Linked DNA regions of Homo sapiens: region 2 is linked to region 1. A link is a contact called in ENCODE Hi-C or POLR2A ChIA-PET data. All regions are on one chromosome and are shown on one strand. The core of a region is the stretch at or near the end of the contact, and the rest is flanking DNA. Distances in the headings are between cores, read along the strand shown. Region 1 holds the start of MOAP1 (modulator of apoptosis 1). Region 2 holds the start of CALM1 (calmodulin 1).

The links. Hi-C counts contacts between places; a loop is a spot of excess contacts on that map. ChIA-PET counts read pairs that join two places held with the same protein, here RNA polymerase II (POLR2A). Pooled maps may share reads with other maps.
Region 2: a loop to region 1 is called in a pooled map, with 10 times the contacts of the local background. The contact joins the promoter of CALM1 here to the promoter of MOAP1 in region 1. A Hi-C loop is called at or near these places in 9 of 50 pooled maps. POLR2A ChIA-PET finds 5 or more read pairs at or near these places in 2 of 52 experiments (CD4-positive, alpha-beta T cell and CD8-positive, alpha-beta memory T cell).

The regions. Positions count from the first base shown.
Region 1 is chr14:93,182,227-93,189,839 of GRCh38, forward strand. It overlaps MOAP1 (modulator of apoptosis 1), which reads right to left and starts at 2,671. Exons shown (of 3, transcript NM_022151.5): 1 at 2,584-2,671; 2 at 2,333-2,487; 3 at 1-2,136. The coding sequence starts at 2,016. The coding sequence ends at 961. It overlaps LYSET (lysosomal enzyme trafficking factor), which reads left to right and starts at 3,091. Exons shown (of 2, transcript NM_001098621.4): 1 at 3,091-3,259; 2 at 4,034-6,237. The coding sequence starts at 3,180. The coding sequence ends at 4,445.
Region 2 is chr14:90,391,996-90,399,608 of GRCh38, forward strand. It overlaps CALM1 (calmodulin 1), which reads left to right and starts at 5,034. Exons shown (of 6, transcript NM_006888.6): 1 at 5,034-5,238. The coding sequence starts at 5,236. RefSeq lists silencers at 4,726-5,145, 5,426-5,585, 5,596-6,145, 6,226-6,295, 6,336-6,405 and enhancers at 4,830-5,124, 5,246-5,295, 6,466-6,765.

The DNA.
Region 1 (7,613 bases), core at 1,421-3,920:
TTCACACCTATAATTTTATAACAATCGTGAAAATGTTACTCAGAACTAGATGTTTTGATGACACATAGCAGAAATCTGTGGTTCAAGATGGTCATTGCAAACTTAACCAATCTCAGCATTCTATTCTGCCTTTTGTTTTGATTGCACAGAATCAATATAATTCTGATTCATATGGAAAATAACTTAATATCTTAACCTCCGCTCAGGATCTTCATCATAAATGTAGGTCAGTACATACCTAAAAATTGTCAATGATCCAACATGGTCACATGTGACATGCTACACTTGCACCTAGTACCAAACAAGCTGATACTTCAATGAGATCTGGTTGGCATATACACCCAAGCCTTGTCTGTCCCCTCAGAGCACTGCACACAGATAGTGAAAGAACTTGTGTACAATAAGAAATTCACAGGGATGAGGCTGGGCGCAGTGTCTCACGCCTGTAATCCCAGCACTTTCAGAGGCCGAAGCAGGTGGATCACTTGAGGTCAGGAGTTCGAAACTAGCCTGGCCAACATGGTGAAACCCCGTCTCTACTGATAATGCAAAACTTAGCTGGGCGTGGTGGCACATGCCTGTAGTCCCAGCTACTCGGGCAACTGAGGCAGGAGAATAGCTTAAACCTGGAAGGCGGAGGATGCAGTGAGCCAAGATCACGCCACTGCACTCCAGCCTGGGTGACAGAGCGAGACTCTGTCTCAACAACAACAACAAAGATATTCACAAGGATGAATTTAAATAGGTAAATGGCAGTGTAGAACTACATCCTTCCTAGTCAATTACACCTTTAGGAGACTTTAAATAGGCACAGAAACGACAAAGGGCTTATACTGAGAATTGCACAAAAATGAGTTACTTGGCAGCACAAGGTAGGGATTGTATGTGTCACAAGAGTATATAGACTGTTCTACCTTCATGCTCTACTCATTGCCATATCCCTTCGTGGTTCCCTGAGACTCAGGTGAAATTACCTTCCAATATTGCCTGGAGAAGGGCCTCCTCCTCCTCAGCTGCCTCATAATCCTTTATTAGTACCAATAACTGCAAGAAACCAGGGGCTGGGCCATCCTCTGGCAGATTAAGCTCTCTGCGAATTGTTTTGTGGACTGCCCCAGCAATGACTTGGTCTAGGCGGGCCTGATTCACAGCATCTCTCTCAATTGCTCCTCTCTGTACCAGCTTCTGTAACAAAGGCTCCAGCCTTAGTACATAAGCCGACAACTTTTCCTCATCCTTCTGGTAAGTGGTTAGATATTTGACCTGCAACTCCCTAGGATTATCTGTAACCCCAAATACCTCCTCAAGAGCCTGCAGACATTCATCGACAGTAATTAAAGGATTGTTTATCTTGAGGACACGAATAACATCAAGTGCTGGGCCTCGAAGGCTCTCTAGCAATCGCCTTCTCTTCTCTACATCTGGCACCTGCCACGCCTTTATCATCTGAGTAGTATGAAACATCCAGCGTCCAAATTCTTCTTCTCCTGGTTCTGGAGACTCCCTGCCCGAGAACACTCTCAGCTTTTTATACTTCAAGCATTGCAGGGCAGGCTGAAGAGCCTCTAATGCCTGTGCCAACATAGGGGCCCACATTTCCGGGATCATGCCCTGCTCTGGGTCTAAGGAGCCATTTTCATGTCCAAGAGCTCTGCTCAACTCACCCACTGTCATGCCCTCTCCCGCTAAAAATTCATTTAATCTGCTTAAAAATGTATTATCTGGGTCAGGGGGCTTAAAGATCACTCTCCAGATACCCCCTTTTCCCGGTATCTCCTTAGGGACCAGGGCGTGACTAGTCTCCGCAGTAAGCCCTACTAAGGCTACTTTCCTGTTCTCATCCCTCCTGAACATCCTTCCAAGCAGTCTGTACTCCCCCAAGGGAGCTAAACCAGCCTGCAGAGCCTCCTCGATTTCTGCCACACTGCAGCTCTGGGAGATGCCGGCAATCAATAGCGCTTTCCGAGGGTTCATGTCCATCCCCCTGCACCAGTCTTCTAAAAGCCTCAAAGTCATGGTGCCCGAAATAATAGACTTAAGTTCTAAATATGCCAGACCACAGGCGACCACCGAAATTCAAAGTAATCCTCCGCGGTACCCCAGAGAAATCTTGTCAACGTGCCGAGGTCCAGCAGCCTGCAAGACAGAGCAGACAGGTTAGCTAAAGGTGCCAACGTCCAGGGCAAGCGTGCAGGCCCCAAGCCCCGCGCGCCCTGCCCCCAGCGGCGACGCCAGGGCAGCCGCACTGCGGCGCGCGCCCCTCACCCCTCCCAGCCCTGGTGCCTGGCGGATGTCGGGCCTGCAGGGCCGCGTCGGGCCCGCTTCCACTCACCGTGATCTAGTGCTCGTGCCCGCGTCCGTGCGCCGGCGGCCAAGGTGCCTGGCCGGGCCCCGACGAGGCGCGGGAGGGCAGGCTCCCCTAGGCTCTGACGGACACTCGGGGGCCACAGCGACCGATGCCGGTACTCCAGGTGCCTGTGGTACTGTCTGCAACGAGAAGTGATGGGGCGATGACAGTCGCGAGCGGGCACCAGGGGGCAAGGCTGAGGAGCGCTGAGTCGCCAGACCCAGAGAGCCACCCACCTGGAGGGACGTGCCGCCACCCGCGCCGCCGGAGCTCCGGCTCCAGCCCGGATTCCACCTGTTTTGGTCTCGCTCGGGGAAGCTGCGCGGCGGGCGGGGGCGATCTGACGTCATGAGGGGCGGGCCTCGGGGGCGGGGCGCGCGCGCTTCCGGCCCGAGCCGGAAGCTCCGACTGCGGCGGCATCCGGGACGGCGGGCGGGCTGGCCACCACGGGACAGGAAGGTGAGATCCGGGACCTCAGCTTTGCAAGCAGGCTCCGCCGGCGACCGCTGACGGGCGCTGGGCTCGCGGCGCTGCAAGGCGGCGAGGCCCGGGCCTGGCGCCGCCTGCGCAGCCTTGGTCGCGGCGTGCCGGCGCTGCAGCGCGGCAGGGGGCGGGGCCGGCCGCCCGGAGGCCCAAGTGGCGGGGACGCCTCCCTGCCGGGTCAGGTTCTCAGAGCGGGTCTCCGGCGGCGGCGACGGGGGCCGGGCCGCGCGTGACCCGCCGCAGTCACGCCGTTCTTAATCACTAGTAGCTGGTGCTCCAGGCTGGCGGCGCTCACCTTTCTCCTAGCCGGGTGACCCAGGGGATTTATTTTATGTTGGCTTTCTCTGAAATGCCAAAGCCACCCGATTATTCAGAGCTGAGTGACTCTTTAACGCTTGCCGTGGGAACAGGAAGATTTTCGGGACCATTGTAAGTGCTTAGGAGTTACTGTCTTAACTTGGGGGCTTGACTTGTAGCACCCCGCGTTCACGTCTGAAGCAGTACTGTTATGCCAGAAAGTGTTTCACCTGTCAAAGTGAAATGTGCTGTGAGAAACTAGTTTAATTCCAGTTTCTGGAGGGCGGGTATTATGGACCTGTTTAAGTAGGATGCAGTGATTTATTCTGAGGGATTCCCGTTAAAAAGCAGAACTCAGTATATACTGAAATCAATGGTTTTTTGTTTTTTTGTGTGTGTTGTTTTACTTGATTGTAAGTATTACACAAAACAACCTGTAAGTTTTACATTTCTTAATAGGTGTTTAATTTAATTATTTTAAATCTTAAGTGTGTTAGTGGGATATTTTAGAATTCTTTTTTTTTTTTTTTAATTAGACAGAGTCTCGCTCTGTCGCCCAGGCTGGAGTGCAGTGGCGTGATCTCGGCTCTCTGCAAGCTCTGCCTCCTGGGTTCACGCCATTCTCCTGCCTCAGCCTCCCGAGTAGCTGGGACTACAGGTGCCCGCCACCACGCCCGGCTATTTTTTTTGTATTTTTAGTAGAGACGGGATTTCACCATGTTAGCCAGGATGGTCTCTATCACCTGACCTCGTGATCCACCCGCCTCAGCCTCCCAAAGTGCTGGGATTACAGGCGCGAGCCACCGCGCCCGGCCTAGAATTCTTGGAGATAAAGCAAGTACATTTGGAGTAGTTGCCGTGACAGCATTACTAGACCCTAATTGTATTTTCTTTTTTAATTTGAAGGCACAGAGCATGGAGAATGATGAACTTCCGTCAGCGGATGGGATGGATTGGAGTGGGATTGTATCTGTTAGCCAGTGCAGCAGCATTTTACTATGTTTTTGAAATCAGTGAGACTTACAACAGGCTGGCCTTGGAACACATTCAACAGCACCCTGAGGAGCCCCTTGAAGGAACCACATGGACACACTCCTTGAAAGCTCAATTACTCTCCTTGCCTTTTTGGGTGTGGACAGTTATTTTTCTGGTACCTTACTTACAGATGTTTTTGTTCCTATACTCTTGTACAAGAGCTGATCCCAAAACAGTGGGCTACTGTATCATCCCTATATGCTTGGCAGTTATTTGCAATCGCCACCAGGCATTTGTCAAGGCTTCTAATCAGATCAGCAGACTACAACTGATTGACACGTAAAATCAGTCACCGTTTTTTCCCTACGATTACAAAACTGCCAGTCCTATATGGAGTCTGATCACAAGACTGCAGTTTCTTCACAGATCTCAGGAAGTTGTCGTGGGGCAGAGGCTTTTTAAAAACATGTGATTAGGGAGCTATCTTTATCTGAATAATAACGAATTTTTAGGTAAAACCTGAGATAGAGTACTACAAAATCATGTTGATGACTTCAGATTTTGGAAGTTAAATCATGTCTGTTATTTGCATTCTTTAGAAACTTGACTAAGTACCTGAATTCATATTTCTATTCTACTGTGCAACATAGTGATGATTCAGAAATTTTTCCTTTGGGGAAAAAAATGAATATGAACATTTCCATTGTGTTAAGTGTAAAAAGGTCCAGACATGATCATAAAATTTAAATTTTATACAATTACTTGGCTTGCTTTAAAATTCTTCACACTTAAAACACCGATTCATTCTATTGCAGCTAAGCCAGCTGTCTAGACTTGCTGTCAGCTTATGAGGCATTGCTAAAAAATTATTGAGGAAATGGCTGTCTTGATAAGCAGAATTTGTTCTTCCTCTTGGTAATGGCTAAATTATTATTAATGCTTTTAATGGTTTTATTTTTTATATTTTTCTTTTTTGTGGAGAATGGGGTCTCGCTATGTTGCCCAGGCAGGTCTCGAACTCCTGGGCTCAAGCTTTCCTCCTCTCTCTGGCTCCCTAAGTGCTAGGATTACAGGTGTGAGCTACCATGCCCAGCTATTTTTAATTAAAAAAATTTTTTTTTTCCATGACTTGTGACACAGTCTCAGAAGGCCCTGAGAACGTACGCTCCAATGCTACTGATTTAGAAAACTATCTGGGAAGAAACTAAGTGTTAAATGTTGAAAGGCTAGAAATAACTTACAAATAGAAGATGGAAACAATGTGTTCAATGAAAATCTAGCAGGTTATTTATTATTTATTTAAATTATTATTATTATTTTTGAGACGGAGCCTTGCTTTGTCACCCAGGATGGAGTGCAGTGGTGCAGTCTTGGCTCACTGGAACCTTCGGCTCACTGCAACCTCCACCTCTCGGGTTTAAGCGATTCTCTTGCCTCAGCCTCCTGAGTAGCTGGGATTACAGGTGACCACCACCATGCCTGGCTGATTTTTGTTATTTTAGTAGAGACAGGGTTGCAGCATGTTGGCCAGGCTGGTCTCAAACTCCTCACCTAACTAAGGTAATCCACTTGCGTCAGCCTCCCAAAGGCCTGGGATTACAGGCATGAGCCACCATGCCTAGCTGTATTTATTTATGTTATTTATTTTGAGATGGAGTCTTGCTCTGTAGCCCAGACTGGTGTGCAGAAGTGCGATCTCAGCTCACTGCAACCTCCACCTCCCAGGTTCATGCTATTCTCCTGCCTCAGACTCCCGAGTAGCTGGGATTACAGGCACCCACCACCATGCCTGGCTAATTTTTGTATTTTTAGTAGAGACGGGGTTTCACCATGTTGTCCAGGCTGGTCCCGAACTCCTGACCTCAAGTGATACACCTCAGCCTCCCAAAGTACTAGGATAACAGGCATGAGCCACCATGGCCAGCCTATAGCAGGTAATTTAGTCCAGTCCTTATCAGATGCATGAGACCCCTCTAAAAGATGCTATCAAGTCATAATCTTTCTGATTTTCTTTTCTGGCCCAAGGTCAGGTCATCAGGCAGTAGGTTAATTACATGAAGATGTGTTCCTGTACCTTCTCCTTTGCATTTGTACTACCTCACATCTGGTACTAATACAAATAACTAAAACATGGACACAGTAGCATTTCTTTTCTGCATGAGATCAAGATATATTTTTATACAGTTATGTCATTAATACTGGAAAACATTTTATGCTTTTAATAATCAACACTTTTTGATGCTTATTCTGTTGGGCCCTATTCTAAGAGCTTTATGGAAATTAACTAATGTAATCCTCCCAACAACCCTATAAGATGGGTATTATTATCCAGATTTCACAGATAAGGAAACTGAGGCAGAGAAGTCAAGTAACTTGCCAAAGGTCACAGCGAGTAGCAGAGCCAGGGTTATAACCAGGCATTCTAACGCCATCGTTACTAACCACAGAGGCATAGCGCTTCTCACAAATGACAAATGTTTTAGCACTGGGTACTCTTTGCCCAGTCATGCCAAAGAATGGAAATGGCAATAGTATTGACAAGTTTTTCTCTATTTGTCTACTAGAAATCTGAAAGTTTCCTAGCAACCTCATCTTTCCACTACATCTGACTGAACCCGAAAGGAAGGCTGAGTATTCCATAGCAAGCTGTTACTTAAAAGATAAAGCAGGTACCTTTGTGATGTAAAAGTAGCAGATCAGATCCTTCAGATCAATTAGTCTCATTTATCTCACTGCCTCCAAAGGTCTAGTTACTGAAATGATATATCTTTTGATATAACACGTGGAATCCTCAAAGTAAGCAGCAGTTTGAAATACTTGTTTTTGTGAGGGTCAGATGACCAAATCACTTGCATCTTTTAAGTATTCAGTATGCATGTTACAGACATTGTTTATGAGTGATTTACATTTATTCTTCACAACAGTCCTGGGAGGCAGGTATTATACTGCTACTAGTGTCATTTTACAGAAGAAACCTGAAACACGTAGGAATAACTTGTCCATAGTCACATAGCCAGTATGTGAAAGAGCCGATTTGAACCTAGGATGTTGGCTTCAGATCTCCAGCTTTTTATCATTCTATACTGCTTCTCAAAAAGGAGAGTAATTTGAGGGAAATCATTGAGAGTTGCCAGTTTTATTAGTCTTGAGGCAGTGATTTAAGAAAATTATTTCAGTTTTGTTTTGTTTTATAAATGCTTTATGTAGGCTGGGAGTGGTGGCATCTGTAATCCTAGCACTTTGGGAGGCAGAGATGGGAGGATAGCCTGAGCCCAGGAGTTCATGACCAGCCTGGGCAACATGGCGAGACCCCATTTCTATTAAAAAGGGGTGGCTCATGCTACTCCCAGCACTTTGGGAGTCTGAGGTGGGCAGATCACTTGAAGCCAGGAGTTCAAGACCAGCCTGGCCAACGTGGTGAAACCCTGTCTCTACTAAAAATAGAAAAATTAGCCACGGCTGGTGGTGCATGCCTGTAATCCCAGCTACTCAGGAGGCTGAGGGAGGAGAA
Region 2 (7,613 bases), core at 3,784-6,283, 2.8 Mb before region 1:
GAGGCTGAGGCAGGAGAATGGCGTGAACCCGGCAGGCGGAGCTTGCAGTGAGGCCAAGATCGTGCCACTGTGCTCCAGCCTGGGCTACACAGCAAGACTCCGTCTCCAAAAAAAAAAAAAAAAAATCATGGGACACTAAACAGACGCCTTATATGCTAAAATGGATAATATTTTTCTCATGGTAAGTTGTCATGGCCTAACACTTGCTTATTATGTTCTGATGGTAACATATTTTCAAATTTAAATGTAATGTAAGAATGTTCCCTCTGCTCATTACCTATATGAGTCATTCATAAACATTATAACAACAAAAAAGATAATCACAAAATTTTAAATGGAAAAATAATGGAGTATTTTATTTATTGATAGAGATAACAAAACTTTTTGTAATAATCCTGAATAGAATTTAATGAAATGTAAATCCAAACACAAACAGCAAGAATCTGTTCTGGCAATTGGAGATGATTAGTGAAGCGGAGAATCCTGAATGGTGGATATTCATCTAAGTACTATTGGACCACGGGGTGGAGAAGGAGGGAGTCGAGGATGGTGAAGAGGTATTACTGACTCTCAAACCAACCAACCAACCAACCATATGTGTCTCTACCTCTCTCTCACACACACAATTGGATGTTTGACAGTGAGCAAGCCTCTTGACCTCTCTAGACCTCAGAGGCAAAATGAGAAGTGTCCTCCAGCTAGAAAGCATCACAAATTAAATGTTTTGCTTTAGGTTTTCTTCCCCAAACACTCCATATTCCTTATGTAAAAATAGAGCCATTACTACATTCCTATGATCGTATTTTAAATTATTGGGTAAGAAGTATCTCTTTATAAACCAAATTTTCATCTTAATCTTTGCCACTTCTGCCTCCTACCCCAAATTAAAATAAAAATAAATTCTACTACATTGCAGGAGATAGTTATAATGTAATGCTTAAGTGCTTGGGCTCTCAGCTAGATTTTTGGGTTCCACTTAAATTAGGCAAGTCACTGACTCGTTCAGTGCCTCAGTTCCTTTGTAAGAATAATGATACCTGTTTCACAGGATGGGTAGGAGGATGAAATAATACATTTAGCACAAGGCCTGGCCATAGTCAATGCTGAGTAATTATTTTTTATTTTTATTTTTTGAGACAGAGTCTTGTACTGTTGCCCAGGCTGGAGTGCAGTGGTGCGATCTCTGCTGACTGCAACATCTGCCTCCCAGGTTCAAGCGATTCTCCTGCCTTAGTCTTCTGAATAGCTGGGATTACAGGTGCCTGCCACCACGCCCAGCTTATTTTTTGTATTTTTAGTAGAGACAGGGTTTCACTATGTTGGCCAGGCTGGTCTTGAACTCCTGACCTCATGATCCACATGCCTCAGCCTCCCAAGGTGCTGGGATTACAGGTGTCAGCCACCATGCCGAGCAAGTAATTGTTATTTTTAAACTATTTCCATTTCTCCATTTGCATTCTCCATTTCTCCATCTTCAATATATGTATATGTGTGTATACATATATATGACAGAGGTTATATATGTATATGTTATAATCATATAACCTCAGACACAGGGTTTCACAGCTAGAAGGAATTTCTACATCAAGTACAAAACTCTTGTTACATCTGTGTCCTTTCTGTCAGATTCAGAGGGTTAGAGTGATTTGGTTAGTGACGGAAATGATACTTAAACATGAGATTCCTGGCTTGAGGCTGCATCGTTTTTACTTTTCTTCCATTTACTTTTATCTTATTTAAATAACTTCCTATAGAACAATTTCCTTTAAATATGAAATGTTCCATAGGTTTTTGGTTCTCAGTAAATTATGATATTACAATAATGCGGTTTATTCTCCTGATTGCTGATCTCTTCATAAATTAGGACGTGTATTCACTTAAAGCAGTCTATTTGATAATGAAAACCCAGTGATTTCTAAATAGGCAGTCAGAAGAATCTGCTTTATGAAACAGACAAACCCCTAACATTGGGCCTTTAAAATGTTCGGATATCAAGACCACGAATATATTATCTAAATTAGAGCCCCTGAGCAAGGACTCAAGCTCTATTTTATGCCCCATCCCTGACTCACAGTAAGATCCTGGGCAAGTCACTTGACCTTCTTATATTTCAGAGTGTCAAACTGTGAAAAGCATGTCCATAAAACTGTGCAAGCATGACCTCATTATAAACCCGATGAACTTGAAAGCAAAGATGTGCTTTGATACATTAAAGAATTACCAAAATAGAACTCTAGTTTGTAAAATATGAAGAATCAGGAAAATAAATTTTACTATACTAAGTAAAAGGATTCTGAAATGTACAGTTTTTAGCAAGTAAAGTCATAAAAAGTTTCAAAATGTTATATTTAGGTGAAATAAGGTTAATGACAGAGGAAAAATATTATTTTAGAGAATGCTTGGCTTTCAAAACCATAGATTGTAGCAACTTAACCAAAATAATCACAAGGAATGGAAGACTATCAGAAACGAGTAGATCCTTAATAATTAAACACATTTCTAGGCCATTATTTCCCCCTACTTATACAATGCATATCATGTTTTAAAATGTATTTCACTGGCTGGGAGCGGTGGCTCACACCTGTAATCCCAGCACTTTGGGAGGCCGAGGCAGGTGGATCACTTGAAGTCAGGAGTTCGAGACCAGCCTGGCCAACATGGTGAAACCCCATCTCTACTAAAAATACAAAAATTAGCCAGGCGTGGTGGCAGGCACCTGTACCTGTAATCCCAGCTACTCAGGGGGCTGAGGCAGGAGAATCGCTTGAACCCACAAGGCGAAGGTTGCAGTGAGCTGAGATTGCACCACTGCACTCCAGCCTGGGCAACAGAGTGAGGCTCTGTCTCAAAAAAAAAAGAAAAAATGTATTTCACTAACTACTATATGAAAAGCCCCAGAGAAAGAATACCAATACCCTTAGGAAAGAAGCAGTTTTAGTATTATTATTATTATTGGATGGAGTCTCGCTCTGTCACCAGGCTGGAATGCGATGGCGCTATCTTGGCTCACTGCAACCTCCGATGCCCTGGTTCAAGGGATTCTCCTGCCTCAGCCTACTGAAAGTAGCTGAGATTACAGGCACGCGCCACCACACCCAGCTAATTTTTGTATTTTTAGTAGAGACAAGGTTTCACTATGTTGGCCAGGATGGTCTCGATCTCCTGACCTTGTGATCCGCCTGCTTCGGCCTCCCCAAGTGCTGGGATTACAGGTGTGAGCCACCGCGCCCGGCCAAGATGCAGTTTTAATAAGGAGTTTGGCCATTTAGGCTTGTAACTGACTGGATTATTGCATATTCTTTAAAATTAATTTGTATTAGTCCCTTTTCTTCTATTTCCTTATCTCCAACTCTCGCATTAGTATGCACGCTTTATTCCTACTCAGGTTTTCCCCTATGAGCCCAGGAGTATTATTATTATTTTTTTGCAGGGATTAGGATCAGGTTTGTGAAGTGAATAGTGTCTTTCTAATCTGCAGAGGGAAGGCAGCATCCCCTGGCTTGCTGCTGCAGCCTCTCTTTAAATTAAACAGCAGGTTCACTCTTTCTGCGGCATTCCAGAAGGAACATCAGTAGGAACAGCTCCACAGATGCTGACGTCTTGTCTAAGGTTATCCCAAGAAGTCCTGTGGCATTTGCAATGTGCCTGTACATTTTTCCTTTTTTAAAAAACATATTCCTGCAGACTTTGTTGAAAGCAGAAACAAACACAAGCAAGCAAAGCCCTTTCTAGCACAGCATGTTAATCACACACTTTGCCATATTCTGTGAAACAGTAAGCAAATGATAACCTCCAACTGTTGCCCGGGCCCTGTAAAACAGAAGATCAAATTCTGTGTTCTGCCTTGGCAAGAAAAGAAACTGCAGCATTTTGTCTAGATTTTTACAAGTCCTGGGGTTCACATTACTGGCTGAAATTGTTCTTTCTCTACTTTACAGAAAAATGGAAAACACTAGTAAACTTAAAGATTTAAATATTATTTTAAAAGGAATATAATAAAAAATGGAAAACACTAGTATATTTAAAGATTTAAATAGTCTTTTAAAAGGAATATAATCAAAACTGTAGTTTAAAATACAATCTAGCTCCATAAGAGAGGCAATTGGCTGTGTGTTCCACTTGTAATGCAGAGGATTTGAAGCATCTATTTTTTCCCTTGTTTCTATGGATTTATGAATAAAGACTCTGACCCTTCTCAGGATCAGGAAAATTACGAAAAATTTAAAGCCTGGGTTTAAGGTCTGTAGAAGCTGCACAGGTACACTAATTTTAGTAAGACGGGCGCCAGGAAAAAGAACAAAATAGTAGGGGAGAAATATTCAGGCATCCTAAAAAATATTCAGTGGAAACGTAAAAACATTAAAGACTGATTAAACATCGCAGCATGACACAGATTTAGCAACTGAGCATAAATAATTTGACTCGGATACTGCTCCAAAATCCGAAGAGGACCAATTTCTTCCAGGAGGACAACTACCTCGTCCTCTGCAGACCCCTCTCCTCGGCAGCTGAAGGAGTGTGGCCAATCTGCCTCCACCTCCCCGCGGACCCCCTACTCTCAGGACCTCCTGCAGCACCCCAAACTGGAAGTGGCCGCTGCAGACCCAAGGACGAGGGGCACGCGGGAGCCGGCAGCCCTAGTGGAGCGGTTGGAGATGTTGAGGTGGGAGGGTCACCCAGGTGGGGTGAGGCTGGGGTAGGTAGCGGAGTGAACGGCTTCCGAAGCTCTGGGCCGCCCCCAGGTTGGACTAAGCAGGCGCTCTGTCTTCGCCCCCGCCCAGGGTGGGCGTCTCCTGAGGACTCCCCGCCACACCTGACCCGAGACCGCGCGCCCAGCCTAGAACGCTTCCCCGACCCAGCGTAGGGCCGCCGCGACTGGCGCGCAGGGGGCGGCGGGAGGCCTGGCGAACCCGGGGGCGGGACCAGGCGGGCAAGGCCCGGCTGCCGCAGCGCCGCTCTGCGCGAGGCGGCTCCGCCGCGGCGGAGGGATACGGCGCACCATATATATATCGCGGGGCGCAGACTCGCGCTCCGGCAGTGGTGCTGGGAGTGTCGTGGACGCCGTGCCGTTACTCGTAGTCAGGCGGCGGCGCAGGCGGCGGCGGCGGCATAGCGCACAGCGCGCCTTAGCAGCAGCAGCAGCAGCAGCGGCATCGGAGGTACCCCCGCCGTCGCAGCCCCCGCGCTGGTGCAGCCACCCTCGCTCCCTCTGCTCTTCCTCCCTTCGCTCGCACCATGGTAGGTCGGGAGTGGCAAATGCCGGCGTAGCAGCTGCCCGAGATTTCTTCCCAGATTTCTAGTTGTTTTGTTTGTTTTTTGTTTGTTTTTGGTTCTTGGAGGTTTTTCTTTTCTGAGTGTTACGCAGCAGCTGCGCTTAAAGGAGGTTGCATTTTGGATTTGCATCTCGGCGACCTCTGCCAGGGAGCTTCATTTATTGGTTCCCCTTGGAGCTGGACTTGGTCGTAGGCCGTCCACGGGCAGGGGCTCCGGCCGCAACTGCAGCGGGGGTTTCTGCATCCAATCCCCCTGCCCCCCGCCCAGCCCCGCACCCACTGCATCCACTAGCGCCGCACCCGGGCTGCCTGCAGCGCAGCGTTTCGGCCTGGGAGCCGGGCGGGGCCGGGCACTAGACCCCCCCCCCCGGCCCGCCCCTCCCCACCCCGCTTCTCCGCCGGCGCGAAGGTGGCAGGTCGGGCGGGCAGTGGAGAATGAATGGGCTGGAGCTGGCCGGTGGCGCACATTGTTCCGGCCGGGTGTTGAGGGGCGCAGTCAGCGCCCGCCACCTCCCCACTTTGGCCGGCCCTGCTGGGCGCCCTCCCTCGGTCGCTCTCCCCTCCTTCTTCCCGGGGGGCGCGGCGCGGGCGTGGGCTGGGAAGGAAGGAGCCGGGGAAGGGTGGGGTTGGGGGCAGGAAGGCGAGGGGTTGGGGGCGGAGAGGGCGGAAGCGGCGGCCGGGCCGCCCTGCGCCCGGGCGGGGCCCTGCGGTGTGGCCGTGGCTTGTTCCTGCCGCTTTCGCACCCTGCGGCCCCCCACCCAGTGCAGCAGTGCGGGCGGGCGTGAGCCTCGGTGCACCAGGAGGCACTTCCCGCGGGAGGCGCTGGGCTCGCGCTAATTGGGGCGGGGGGGGGGGGCGGCGGGGGAGGAGGGAACTGGCGCGCGGCTTGGTTTCCATTAGAGACGCAAAGTTTCTGCTCCGGGAGGAGGCGGCGGCGCCGCGGGCTCGTCGCCTGGGGGAGCAGAAGCGGGTGGGAGGTGCGGGTGGCCTTGGCCTCAGCCCTGGTGCGCGGGGGCCGGGGGTGGTGACCCTCCTGGCCGAGGAGGGGCGGCGTCCAGACGCCCGCTCGGGGGCCGCCTTCCCCCCCACGCCTGCCCCCGGGCACGCGCCCTGCCCGGTCCCTCGCCCCGCGCCACTTCCAGTCCGCAGAGAGATGCCCTCCACGTTTCTGCTTTCTCTGCAGCCTCTAGATTGCCAGATGCGACTGTGCGCCTCGCTGGGTGTGTTTTCCACAGCCCCTTCCTCCTCGGCGTGCAGGGCTGACATCACCGACTGCGTTTCTGGTTTGGCGGGTGGGGAGATGGTTCCCCGCAGGGTTCTGGTACACCTTTGCCCCCAGGGCTAGCGCCATTTGGGGGAGGAGGTTTTCGTTGTCGAGAAAGTTGGATGCTCCTGGTAACCCCTCTAACAAGAGAGTTCTGTAGCGAGGTGGGACTGTTCTCCCCATAAGGTGACAGTTTCTCTTGCGAGGTGTGGCAGCGCTTCCTGTTGTACAAGACAGATGTTGCCTTGGCGTTACGTAAATCATCGTGTCTCCGTCATTTAAAGAAAGCCAATTTTTAGTGATTGAGGTAGAAAGAAAGATCCGTTTATAATTTGTAAAAACAAATTTTCACCCAGAATCAATATATTGGAACACCATTCCTACTGTTAAAGTTTTCACTTAAGAGTATAAACTTCATCAGCTTTCTATTAGGACTTATTTTGTAATTGGCTTCTTAGGCATCCTTCTTTAAAAGAGAAATCCACGTTAGCTCTCCTTGAGGTCTCGAGTTCCCTCGGCTGGAGGCACAGGTTCAGTGGAGACCAAATAATGCAGGTGAATTACCTTCGTGGCCATTACTGCCTCCAACGAAGTGTGTTTATTAAGAACAGTTCTTATGTCATTCTTAAGGTAGGTAGGGTTAATACTCTCCAGCAAATTTAGTAGATACTCTTTGCCAGAAAAGAGAGGAGTATATATAGTTTGATAATTATTGTGTAGTTTTCTGTGTACTTAATTTTTGCAGTTTTGTAACACTTCATTTGTAAGATGGTACCATTTTTTCCTGGCTTCTGAATCATAGGATAGTTTGACCCAGGGCATTAGCCATTGTAATGGTAGGCTTTTAACAAATAACTGCCTAATTTAAAGGATTGGAAAGCATTTGTTACATGGAAATGAAGTTGGTGGCGTACCCAGTTGCTGTATCTTTATTTTTTCTACTTAATTATTTCTCATAAAATGGATATAAAAGCCTGTTAATCCAACCCAATGCCATTATGTAACGCCAGTTTGGAGATTTCGAGGGCCTGGAGCAGTGCGCAAGGTGCGCTGAAAGCCTGCCCCTGGATGAGATC